2 separate regions of the Homo sapiens genome follow, and region 1 is linked to region 2. A link is an interaction called in ENCODE POLR2A ChIA-PET data of the cell type or tissue named here. Cell type or tissue: B cell. All regions are shown on one strand. Links, peaks and the distances in the headings refer to the core of each region. The heading gives the core; the rest is flanking DNA. Region 1 overlaps RPS6KA5 (ribosomal protein S6 kinase A5). Region 2 overlaps RPS6KA5 (ribosomal protein S6 kinase A5).

Region 1 (6,527 bases), core at 1,325-3,824, 62 kb before region 2:
CCTGGCCAACATAGCTCAAATCCTGTCTCTACTAAAAATGCATGGTGGCACGTGCCTGTAGTCCCAGCTATTCAGGAGGCTGAGGCAGGAGAACTGCTTGAACCTGGGAGGTGGAGGTTGCAGTGAGCAGAGATCGCACCATTCAACTCCAACCTGGGCCACAGAGTGAGACTCTGTCTCAAAAAAAAAAAACAAAAAAAAAGACTTAGTAAAATTTACTAAAGACTTAGTAAATTTGAGAAAATTATCCAGAATATTGCAAAAGTCCTAAGCAGATTAAATAAAAATATATTCCTGATTGGCCACATTCTATTTCTTCACTTGAGTGGTGGTTACAAGGGTGCTGTCTTATAATAATTCACTGAGCCATACATTTATTTTGTTTTTGAATCTGTTTTACTTTACAATAAAAAGAGAGACATATATATGTATGTGTATATATATATATATTTAAGTGTGTGTGTGTGTGTGTGTGTGTGTGTGTGTACATATCTCACAGGTCCATTCCTAGATCTATTTATACCCAGCAGCTAAGTTATCAGTTAATATGCAGGGCAAAATAAAGCATTTTAAGACAAAGACAGAATTTATTAATCATTGAACCTTGCTAAAAAGAAATCTAACGTATGTATTTCATAAATTAATAAATTGAACTTGAAAGAAAAAACTCAGATGCAAGAAGCAAGAATAAGCAGAGAAAACAAATGTGTAAGTAAATATAAACAAGCACTGAATTTATAAAATAAAAGTAATAACTGCACAGTAATGATTGATTTGTGGAAATTTAGCAGGTAGGACTAAAATACTAAATAATATAAAAATTAGATAAATAACTGAAGTTGAAGCATTCTAACGTTCTTGTAGTGGTCATGATCGTTTGAGAGATAATGGATAATTTCAGACTCTGTTAAGTCAGAGCACAAGTCTAAAATCAGGGTAATATTACAGAAATGCCTTGTGTATAAAAATAGATAAGTAAATAAAATCAGGGTAATAACTACTAAAAGAACAGAAATAGAATATACATGACTTCCAGACCATTAGGCGGACATGAAATCAAAAGATCTTAATCATTTAAATAGAAGACAGGAAAAAGGGAAAACAGAAGCAAAGAGAAACACAAAGCAAGATAAGAGAAATAAATAAAAATATATCAGTAATCATAATATACAGGTATCATAACTCACCAGTTAAAAGACAGAAACTCTCGATCAAAAAATAAAATCCAGCTATATGTTATTTATAAAAGGCACACCTAAAACATAATGACAAAGAAAGATTGAAAGTAAAGAGATGAAAAAAGTTGTATCAGACAGCACTAACCAACAGAAAGCTGGAGTATCTTTATTAATAGGAGGAGAAATGAACTTTAAGGCAAAAGAATTATTAAAATTACGTACATTACAAAATAATAAAAGGAACATTTCACTAGGGAAATAACTCTATTCCAAGCTTGAATATCCTCAAAAATTTGTGAAAAGCTTTAAAAATATATAAAATAAAAATGGAGAGATCTTCAAGGAGAAATGGACAAATCCACAATCATCATGGGTATTTTAACATATGTTTCTTATAACTGACAGATCAAGAAGGAAAAATATTAGTAAAGATATTCAAGATTTGAATGATATTCATGAAAATATACAAAATCCTGTATCCATCAATTAGAGAATACACACATAGTCTTTCAGGCATATGTCTTTTTTCTCTTTCTTTCTTTTCTTTTCTTTTTTTTTTTTTTTTGAGACAAGGTCTCATTCTGTCATCCAGGCTGGAGTGTAGTGGTGTGATCACAGCTCACTGCAGTTTTGACTTCCCAGGCTCAAGTGATCCTCTTGCCTCAGCCTCCCAAGTAGCTGGGCTCTTGCTACCACGCCTGGCTAATTTTTGTACTTTTTGTAGAGAGACGCAGTTTTGCTATGTTGTCCAGGCTCCTGAGCTCAAGTGATTCGCCCGCCTCAGACTCTTAAAGTGCTTGGATATAGGTATGAGCCACCACTCAAAGAAAAAGTGACAATAAATATTACAGTAACAATAAAAATACTATATATAAGAACTTGTGGGATGCAGCTAGAGCTATTTTTAAAAATTCACAGCTTTATTTTAAAAAGATTAAATATTAGTGAGCTGGATGTCCAAATTAAAAGCTTAGAAAAAGAATATGAAAGAAGCTTATAGAAAGTAAAATGCACAAAATAATAAACCTCATCAAAGAAAGAGAAGAAAAATAGAAGGCTTGACAAAAGCTCTTTCTTATAAAAGACTAATAAAATGGACACTTCTAACAAAGGATCAAGAAAAGTAACAAATGAATAATATCAGTAATTTAAAATAAAACATTACTATAGTTACAGAGATTTTTAAAAGTAAGGAAATTCTGAAGAAACTGATGTCAAAGAATTTAAAAAGATAATACCATTTTCTATAAAAATGTTAACATTCAAGAAGAAATAAAAACTCTAAATATACTTGTAAATATTTTAAAAATTAAATCAGTATTTGAAAAGCTACTTGCACTCACTTAAAATGAAAAAAAAAAAAAAAGGAAAAAAACACACTCTGGCAGATTTGAAAGTGAATCCACACAAACCTTTAGAAGAAATGTACTTTATCTTACATAAACCATTCTAAATCCATTTCATGGTGCTAGGACAACCTTGATACTAAAATGTGACAAATGCAATTTTATACAGGAAAATTATAGGTCAACTTAGAAAATAAAATCCTAAGTAAAATATTAGCAAATAAAATCCAGCAATGTATAAAAAATACATATCATGGAAAGTTAAGTTTGTTCCAGGAATTGAAAGATGGTCTAACACTGAAAAAGGAAACAAAAATCTATTCATATAATTCACATCATTATGTGGTTAAAGAGAAAAACCATAAGAATTTACTTATAACAATAAAGATACTAAAAATATAATTTATCTACCAAAAACCTACAGCAAATACCATACTAAATGACTAAAATACATGTTCTTTAATGTAAAAAATACATATACACATAAAACTTGGTAGACAAATCAATAAAACCAAGCCAAACCTAAACAAAATAACCATCCCCAAACACACAGAAACTAAAAGGTATGAGAAATGAAAAGAAACAAAGCCATTATTACTTACAAATAATGGTTCTGACTTTTTTCTTTTTAATGTAGTCATCTATACAAAAATCCAAGTCAATCTATAAATTTGTGCACCTAATAAGAATTCAATGTTTTATGTATAAGGTCAACAGCATTCCTAAGCTCTGGCAAGAAAAACATAAATATTCCAGTTTTTAAAGGTAATTCTTATAATTGAAACAAAATGTATAAATAGAAATAAGTCTAATAATATATGTATAAAATATTACAGATAATAGTACAAAATATTTTTGAAAGACATAAAAAACTAAATAAATGAGAAGATCTGAACATTCACTGATGCAAATTCATTGACTGGAAGGGTCAATATTCAAAAATTGCAGTTCCCTCCAAATTAATTTATATATTCGATTCCACAATTCATGTGGAGGAACACAAAAAGCCAAGAATAGAGAAGACAGTGAAGAGGGAGGACGAAGGTCGGGGGAAAGGAGAGGGAGGTAGGGTGAGGGTGAAGAGGAAAAAGATCTCACCTTTTCAGAATCAAGACTTACTATAAAATGATAGGCTTTTTTTTCTTTTCTTTTTTGAGATAAAGTCTTGCTCTGTTGTCTAGGCTGGAGTGCAGTGGCATGATCGCAGCTCACTGCAACCTCAAATTCCTGGGTTCAAGTGAACCTTCTGCCTCAGCTTCCCGAGCAGCTGGGACTAAAGGCATGCACCAACACACTCAACTAATTTTTTAAATATTTTGTAGAGATGAATTCTTGCTATATTGCCCAGGCTGGTCTTGAACTCTTGGCCTCAAGCGATCCTCCTACCTCAGCTTCCCAAAGTGCTGAGATTACAGGCGTGAGCCACCACGCCCGGCCAGCCAGATGCTTTAAGATATTTTGGTTCTGATACAGAGCGAGGCAAACAGACAAATGGAATTCAATGAAGAGCCTAAAAACAGACTCGTAAGTATGCTTGGGAACTTAGTTATATGACAGAAGTTGCATTTCGAATAAGAAGAGAAAAGATTAACTGACTAGTCAACAAATACTTAAAAGGTAATTGGGTTATTTGTATTAAAAATATAAAATATTTCCACCTGATTTTATACCCTAAATGTAAGACCTAGAACTGTAAAAATCCTGGAAGAAAATACATGGGAAAAGCTTCATGACATTGGATCTGGCAACGATTTCTTAGATATGACACCAAAAGCACAGACAACAAAAGCAAAAATAGACAAATGGGACTATATCAAATTTAAAAACTTCTGAATATCGAAGGAAAGAAACAGAATGAAAGGCAACCTACAGAATGGGAGAAAATATTTGCAAATCATATATCTGATAAGGAGTTAATATCTAGAATATATAAAGAACTCCTAAAAACAACAAAACCCACAAATAACCTGATTTTAAAATGAGCAAAGGACTCTAATAGACATTTCTCCAAAGATAACATACAAATGGTTAACAGCATATGAAAAGATGCTCAACATCACTAATGATTAGAGATAAACGCGAATCAGAATTACAATGAGATTTCACCTTACACTCATTAGGACAGCCACTATAATAACAAAAACACCAACATAACAAGTGTTGGCAAAGATACGGAGAACCTGGAACTTTTTAGCACTGCTGGTGAGAATGTAAAATGGTGCAGCTGCTATGGAAAATAGTATAAATGTTCCTCAAAAAATTAAAAGTAGAACTACCATATGATCTAGCAATCCCCCTTGTGGGTATATATCCAAAAGAATTGAAGGCAGGCCTCTTGAAGAAATATTTGCACAACCACGTTCACTGTATTATTCACAATAGCCAAGAGGTGAGAGCAATCCAAATGTCCATCAACAGATAAACGAATAAACAAAATGTGGCATATAAATACCATGGAATATTATTCAGCCTTAATAAAGAAGGAAATCTTGTCACATGCTACAGCATGCATGAACCTTGAGAACTATGCTAAGTGAAATAGTCACAAAAATAAAATAAATACTGTACAACTCCACTGACATGGGATATCATAAGTAGTCAAACTCACAGAAATAGAAAGTAGAATGGTGGCTGCTGGGGGTTAGGGGACGGGGGAAAAGGTATAGAGTTTTAATTTTGCAAGATGAAAAAGTGCTAGAGATCTGTTACATAACAAAATGAGTATTATTAAAGCTGCTGAACCATATATTCACAAACAGTTAAGATGGCAATTTTTGTTTTGTGTTTTTTTAACCACAATTAAAATTTTTTTAAAATTAAAAAAATAAGCCGTAAAAGAAAAGATTTAGTACATTGGATATTAAAATGTTAAATGGCAAAAAAGATCATTAAACAAAATTAAAAACAAGTTAAAATTTTAGAAAAGAAATTTACAAAACATATAGTTATAAAGGGTTGGTATCTATAATACTTAACGAACTCCAACAAATCAATAACATCAGGGGAAAAAATGCAACACTGTGATAGAGAAAACATAGAAACAACCTAAATGTACCTCAGTAGGAGAAAAGATAGACTGGATAACTAATATAAAGGATTATTACACAACAGTTAAAATAAATGAAACATCCCATTTATCAGCTTGGATAAATTTCAAGAATAGGTCAAATAAAAAACAATTTGCAATAGAATATGTCATGTATGTACATTTAAAAAACATGGTAATAGTATATATTGTTTACGGATATACACACATGAAGTAAGGGTACTAAAACACAATTAAAATTAATCCACCACATACTCTTTACCTGCACCAGTGCAGCTACACATTGTTGGAGAAAACCATATAATCAGGTTGGCCGATTTTATTCAATCATTCAATCATTCATTCATTCATTCATTCATTTGAGACAGGGTCTCATTCTGTCACCCAGGCTGGAGTGCAGTGGCATGATCTTGGCTCACTGCATCCTCTGCCTCCCGGATTCAAGCAATCCTCCCAGCTCAGCCTCCCAAGTAGCTAGGAATACAGGCACGTGCCACCATGCTCGGCTAATTTTTTTATTTTTTTATAGGAATGAGGTCTCACTGTTGCCCAACACTGTTCCCCAGGCTGTTGAGTCTCAAACTCCTGGGCTCAAGTGATCCTCCTACCTCGGCCTCCCAAAGTGCTGGGATTACAGGCATCAGCCCAGGCAATTTCACTTTAAATTCATGATCAGGAATCTCACATGGGTCTTAATAGTACCCAGCAAACACATTCATTTCCCTAATCCGTTCACTCTCCCACATTGTTAGTTGGTTATTTTATATCATCTCCTTTCTCCTAAAACCTCGATGTGTCCACTCCCTTCCTCATACTCAGTGAGAAAACAGAAGACCTTCTATAAGCTGCCAGTACACACCACTTAACCTCCACCCACATGTGTGCCTAGTAACTCAACTTTCTTCAGTTTCTAAGCATGAACTGACCATGCTACTCGTTAAGCACTAGTAGCATGAT
Region 2 (6,527 bases), core at 2,633-5,132:
TCTTTAAGTTGCCTAGTGCAATTTACAGCATCCTCTAGTAACAAATTACCCATGAGAAACAAGTATGTCTCATTTAATAAATGAAATGTGTTACTCTAAATCTGTAGTAAAAAAAAGATTGGAGGGAAAAAAAGCTATCTTATCAGGAATATTCATAGAGTCTGGGACCAATGAGTAAAGAAATATCACAAATTACATTTCAAGATGGCACTGAAGGCTGGGGAAAGCAGCCCAAAGACCGCCTCAACTGGAAAAACAGTATTTCCACAGAGCAAACTTACAAGATCTGCTGTTGATTAGATGACAGCAGCAGCAGCCACAACAACAACAACAACAACAACAACAAAGGATATCCACATAAGGAAAAAGTGAACTTCTTAAAGAGGACACCAGGGACCAAGGTAGACACAAATGGTTACTGCTCATTAGACACTATCATAAGCAAGGCCCTCTGAATTTCTATACTTTGCCAGCACTCACTCCAAGGTTTCATAAACTCACAAATAACTCTGCATTACATGAAGACCAGCTCCATACTATTCCATTTACAAGGTTCTATGTTGTATGGTGTGTGTGTGTGTATAACATATACATACTTAATACTCACTACTCTTATCTCCAGCACCCAGAACAGTGTCTGCCTCTTGGTAAATACAAATGAATGAATGAATCCCAAGACCAACGGGAATGAACTGAAAGGTTTTAAATTGAGAAGCGACATAATCAAATTTGCCCATCAGAAAAATCATTCTGGCTCTAGAATGGAAATAAATGCATCAGCAAGGCCTGAAACCAGGAAGACCTTTGGTGGTTGTTATTTCTCTATTTACTGCAGGACACATTTTAGGCTTTACAAAAAATACTCATTAAGAAATGACATTCACTTATGTATAAAGCTAAGCTGAAAGCTTGGTAATGTATTACATCAGCTCTTTTAGAAGCTGAACTACATTCCCTTTCAGCTTCCCCAATAATAGCTAAAACTGAAAAACAAAATAGCTAAAACTTACATAGCATTTATTATGTGTCAGGCAATCAAAACATTTTATTACTCATATCATGTATATCTTAGGAGAGGAATGTTAACCTATACTACACTAAGATGGTTCAGAATCTAAGATGCTTGAATACATTTGTTTGATACAAATAAGAGGCTGGGCATGGTGGCTCACACCTGTAATCCCAGCACTTTGGGAGGCCGAGGCGGGTGCATCACCTGAGGTCAGGTGAGACCAGCCTGGCCAACTTGGTGAAACGCCGTCTCTACTAAAAATACAAAAATTAGCCAGGCATGGTGGCGGGCGTCTGTAATCCTAGCTACTCAGGAGGCTGAGGCAGGAGCATTGCTTGAATCCGGGAGGCGGAGGTTGCAGTGAGCTGAGATCATGCCACTGCACTCCAGTCTGTGCAACAGAGCAAGACTCCATCTCAAAAAAATAAATAAATAAATAAATAACAAAGAAATATAATCTTTCCATTTGACATGTTATGCTTAAGGTAACATACAAATCAACTTCTTGTAAATGCTAACAAAATTGCAATTAGCAACATCTCATTTATGAGGTATTTTCTCACTTGTTAAATTTTTATTAAAAATATCACTTTAGTTGAAATTACTCCCAGAGATGCTAATAAAGTAAGTGACTATATAAAATAATAAATAAATAATCTCTTCTTATGAGTAAGTCCTAAATAATTTTGTTTTTTCAATTTAGGTTACAGCTTTACAATGGAGTTCCCTGTTCAATAACCATAACCCATGGTTATCTAGTAATTGGCAATTCATATCCATTATCTCATTAAACTTATAACAACATTGTGAGATAGGTATTATTATAATAACTTATGCCAAAGGGACTTGGGCTCACAGAGTTCATATGATTAACTCAAGAAACTCAAGTAAACAACAAGAGTGTCAAGATGCAAACTTGAGTCTTCTACGTCATCCTCGATACTCAAGTACTCTACAACCGTGTGAAAGCACCAAAACCAGAAGAGTGAATCAACTTGGCTGCATCCTTTACTCTTACATGGCAAAATTTTTCTTTTTTCCTTTTTGTCATGGTAAGACAAGACATCAGCTCTTCAAAGTACATGACCATTTATGATAAAAAAAGAAAATTCAGAGAATACTAAAGTCTTTAGCTGAGACCTTCATGCTGCACTTCATTATTAGAATTACTGATAATGCACACCCACAGGTACATTTAAACATTTTCTTCTCCCATACTTGGACAGATATCTCAAAGAAGGCAAAATGGTCAAAAGGAAGGCAGCAGAGAGATTAAAAAAGAAATAAAAATATAATCATTATTCCCCAAAATAACCCAAAATTTCATCATCAAACAAATTCTAAAAGATGAGCCAAAGATATTTCCTGGGCTTTTGGGTATCAATCTGAAGAATAATGCTAAAGACAACAGCATAAATGACATACTTGATAGACTATTATTATACTTCACACAATGCTGGATTATGGGCAGGTAGGGGGACAGGGCAACAGGGTTGGAAAAATATACAGGGATGATCGTAAGAGCTTACAATCCAGAGGAAAGATTGCAGATGTGAAGGAAAATTCAGAGAACAAGTCAGTGCTATGCTCTCTATGGAGGGCTCTCAGTGCAACAATTCAGAGAATAAAGCAATTTGGGCAGGATTTGGACAGGTGGAAAAAAAGATGAGCACTACCAATGGGGGGACAAGATAAGGCAGGGCATCAGAGGGTGGAAAAGTACACATAATTGTAGGCAAGTGAAGGAAAATAAAGTGGACTAGAAAGTAGGCGGACAAATCAACAAGCAAAAAACAAACGATCCCATTAAAAAATGGGCAAAGGATATGAATAGATCCTTCTCAAAAGAAAACATACACATTGCCAACAAGCATATGAAAAAATGTTCAACATCACTAATCATCAGAGAAACGCAAATAAAAACCACAATGAGATACCATCTCACACCAGTCAGAAGGGCTATTATTCAAAAGCCAAAAAATAACAGATACTGGTGAGGTTGTGGAGAAAACAAAATGTTTATACACTGCTAGTGGGAATGTAAATTACATCAGCCACTGTGGAAAGCAGTTGAAATTTTTCAAAGAACTTAAAACAGAAATACCACTCAACCCAGAAATCCCATTACTGGGTATATACACAAAGGAATATAAATCATTCTACCAAAAAGACATATGTACTCATATGTTCATTGCATGTTCACTGCAGCACTATTCAAAATAGCAAAGACATGGAATCAACCTAGACGCCCATCAATGGTGGACTGGATAAAGAAAATATGGTACATGTACACCACAGAATACTATGCAGCCATTTTAAAAAATGAAATCATGTCCTTTGCAGCAACACGGATACAGCTGGAGACCATTTTCCTAAGCAAACTGATGTAGGAAAAGAAAATGATCTCACTTATAAGTGGGAGCTAAATATTGAGTACACATGGAAATAAAAATGGAAAGAATAGATACTAGGGCCTACTTGAGGGGAGAGGGTAGGAGAAGGGTGATGGTTGAAAAACTACATATAGGGTACTATGCTCACTACCTAGGTGACAAAATCATTTTTACACCAAACACCAGCGACAGGCAATTTATTCAGGTAACAAACCTGAACATGTACCCCCAAACCTAAAATAAAAGTTGGGGAAAAAAATAGAAAGTAGGCAGAATATCAGGGTAAGCTGGGCGAAAAAAGACAGGGGAAACTGAAAGCAAGGCAAGAATTTGGGCTTGAATAGTTAAATGGGAAAAAATGCAGTATATGTTCTTAAATAGAAAAACTGCACGAAAATGTTGTATTTTAGCAAGACTGTATATTACGTATAACAGCATATGATATTAAAATGCACAAATGGAAGAGAGCCTACAGAAAGGCAGACAGGTTAAGACACCCCTTGAAAGAATCCATGCATAAGGTAAAATGAGTGATGGCACTTTCCGTTCTTAGGCCCAGAAAAGGTAAATCCAAGGATCACTTTAAGGGGAAAATTATAGGACTTTGTGAGAAAATAGAAGTAAAGAGGCTGGGCTGGGCGCAGCAGCTGATACCTGTAATCCCAACACTTTGGAAGGCCGAGGCAGGTGGGTCACTTGAGGTCAGGAGTTTGAGACCAGCCTGGCTAACATGGTGAAACCCTGTCTCTACTAAAAATACAAAAATTATCCGGGCATGGTGGTGCACATTTGTAATCCCAGTTACTCGGGAGGCTGAGGCAGGAAAATAGCTTGAACTTGGGAGGCAGAGGTTGCAGTGAGCTGAGATCACACCACTGAACTTCAGCCTGGGTGACAGAGTGAGACTCCATCTCAAAAAAAAAAAAAAAAAAAGAAGAGAGATAAAGAGGTCAAAATAGATAGAGAAGAATCCAAAAAGAATCCAAAATTATTTAAAAGTTTCTAGCTCAGAAAACTGATCAAGGTTAGTGATAGGCCAAAGGAAACCAGATAGTTCAAGAGAAGCAAGTCAATCTGAGTAAAAAAGAGTTTTATGCATATTAGATGTATTTAAGTGTCAAAAAGTAAATCTTTGATATTCAAATATTCCACAGTCTTCAAGATATTTGATGAATAGCATTTTTTTCTAGTTTAAATATATAGAAATTAATTCATCAGAAGAGTTTTCAGTTTCATTTCCAAAGAAAACCTTACATGACACATGAAGACATCTGATGAGTCTTTCCTATTATTCTAAGTAGTGCTGAAAAAAATTTATCTTAAAAAGGTAATGAAACTGAAAGATTAGTGGTAAAATTTTTGAATAAAAATTGAGATTTTATTATATTCATTATAAAAGCTTCCACCTACTCCATTTAGTCATCAAAACTGTGATTTTTTAAAGGCAGATATACTTACAATGACATTTCTTAGTTATCCCATCTTCTCATAAGAGACTACACTGTCAGCTGGCAAAAAGGAAAAGCAGTCTCCATGGCTGACAACTGATCCATTATAAAACAGTGCACACACACAAAATGGAAATACAAAGGTAAAACATTACAGGTAAACTGTTTCCTTACCTTTACAGAATTGTCTTCAAGGCCTGTAACCAAACTACTCAGTGCAGATGTATAATAGATAATGAGTCAAAGTATTCAATGTGTTGAAAGAAAATACACACAAGGTTTGACTATATAAATTTGATATTAAAAATTTCACATATATAAAATGGGCTGATAATCTGCCTTCTTTATACTGTCCTAGTGTGTTTTTTGGAATCAAGGTTACACTGGACTCATACAATGAGTTGGAGGAAATAATCCCCCTTTTCCTGTTTTCTGAAAGAGTTTGTGGAAGATCAGAATTATCTATGCCTTGAATGTGTGGCAGAACTCATTCTTAAAACTGTACTGAGTGTCTTCCCAGCAAGAGGATTTTTGCTTACTGACCAATCTCTTTAACAGTTATAGGACTATGTAGGTTTCTCACACCTTTTTTCAATCAGTTTGGTAATTTACACATTTCAAGATTACTGTGCATGTTAAACTTTGAGGAACATTACTTCAGGAAACTAACTCCTGTCACCTCCCAAATTAAATGCTATTTTGTCCAATTTTTCAGTTTTCTTTTTTCAACTCCACAAATGAGACATCGTGACGAGAGCTTTACACAGTCAGTATGCTTTAGACTGTTTGTTCAGTAATTCTTTTTGCATCTCGGAAAATTCTCCAGGGATTATTTTCCTTCTTCCTAAAACTACTTCTTTTAAAATTCTCATAGGGGACCTATTGGTAGAAAACTCACTCAGCTTTTGTATGTTTGAAAATGTTGGCTGGGCGTGGTGGCTCACACCTGTAATCCCAACACTTTGGGAGGCCGAGGTGGGCAGATCATGAGGTCAGGAGTTCGAGATCGGCCTGGCTAATATGGTGAAACCCCATCTCTACTAAAAATACAAAAATTAGCCAGCCATGGTGGCATGAGCCTGTAGTCCCAGCTACTCAGGGGGCTGAGGCAGGAGAATCACTTGAACCCAGGAGGCGGAGGTTACAGTGAGCTAAGATCGTGCCACTGCACTCCAGCCTGGGTGACAGAGCAAGACTCCGTCTCAAAAAAAACAACAAGACAGAGCAAGACTCCGTCTCAAAAAGAACAACAACAACAACAAGTGTCTTTTTGCCACACTTAGGGAAAACAGTTTTGCTGAGTATACAAGTGTAGATTAACAGTTATTTTCTCTGGGCATTTTGAAGATATTATTCCACTTTACATGGCTTCCAGGGTTGCTGTTGTAAAGTCCACTGTTAAACTAATTGTTGTTCCTTTATAAATAAGTCTTTTCTCTTTGACTGCTTTTCAGGTATTTCTCTGTCTCATGTTCATCAGTTTCTCTCTGATGTATCTACATAAGAATTTCTTTATACTTGTATGCAAGTACTTGTATTTGCTCTCTGCAAATTCACGTTTAATCCTGTAAACTCCCAGCTATTATTTCTTTGAACAGTGCCTCTACTCATTCTATAAGCTCCTTCTGAAAGTCTGATTAGAAAAATGTTGTATCTTCTCTATCTATTCTCTAT

The links. ChIA-PET counts read pairs that join two places held together with the same protein. Peaks named below come from ENCODE experiments on the same cell type or tissue, not always from the same donor. Only the 100,000 strongest peaks of a DNase experiment are listed, where the experiment ranks them.
Region 1: POLR2A ChIA-PET joins it to region 2 with 9 read pairs; 3 of 35 experiments call an interaction of 5 or more read pairs at or near these places.

The regions. Positions count from the first base shown.
Region 1 is chr14:90,926,211-90,932,737 of GRCh38, forward strand. All of the region lies in intron 5 of RPS6KA5 (ribosomal protein S6 kinase A5), which reads right to left. Among named protein-coding and RNA genes, the nearest start is that of LINC02321, 100 kb to the left of the region's middle. In B cell, for the core only: no CTCF peak of the experiment used is centred there; no DNase peak of the experiment used is centred there.
Region 2 is chr14:90,987,383-90,993,909 of GRCh38, forward strand. All of the region lies in intron 2 of RPS6KA5 (ribosomal protein S6 kinase A5), which reads right to left. Among named protein-coding and RNA genes, the nearest start is that of RPS6KA5, 70 kb to the right of the region's middle. In B cell, for the core only: no CTCF peak of the experiment used is centred there; no DNase peak of the experiment used is centred there; H3K27ac peaks cover 386 bases.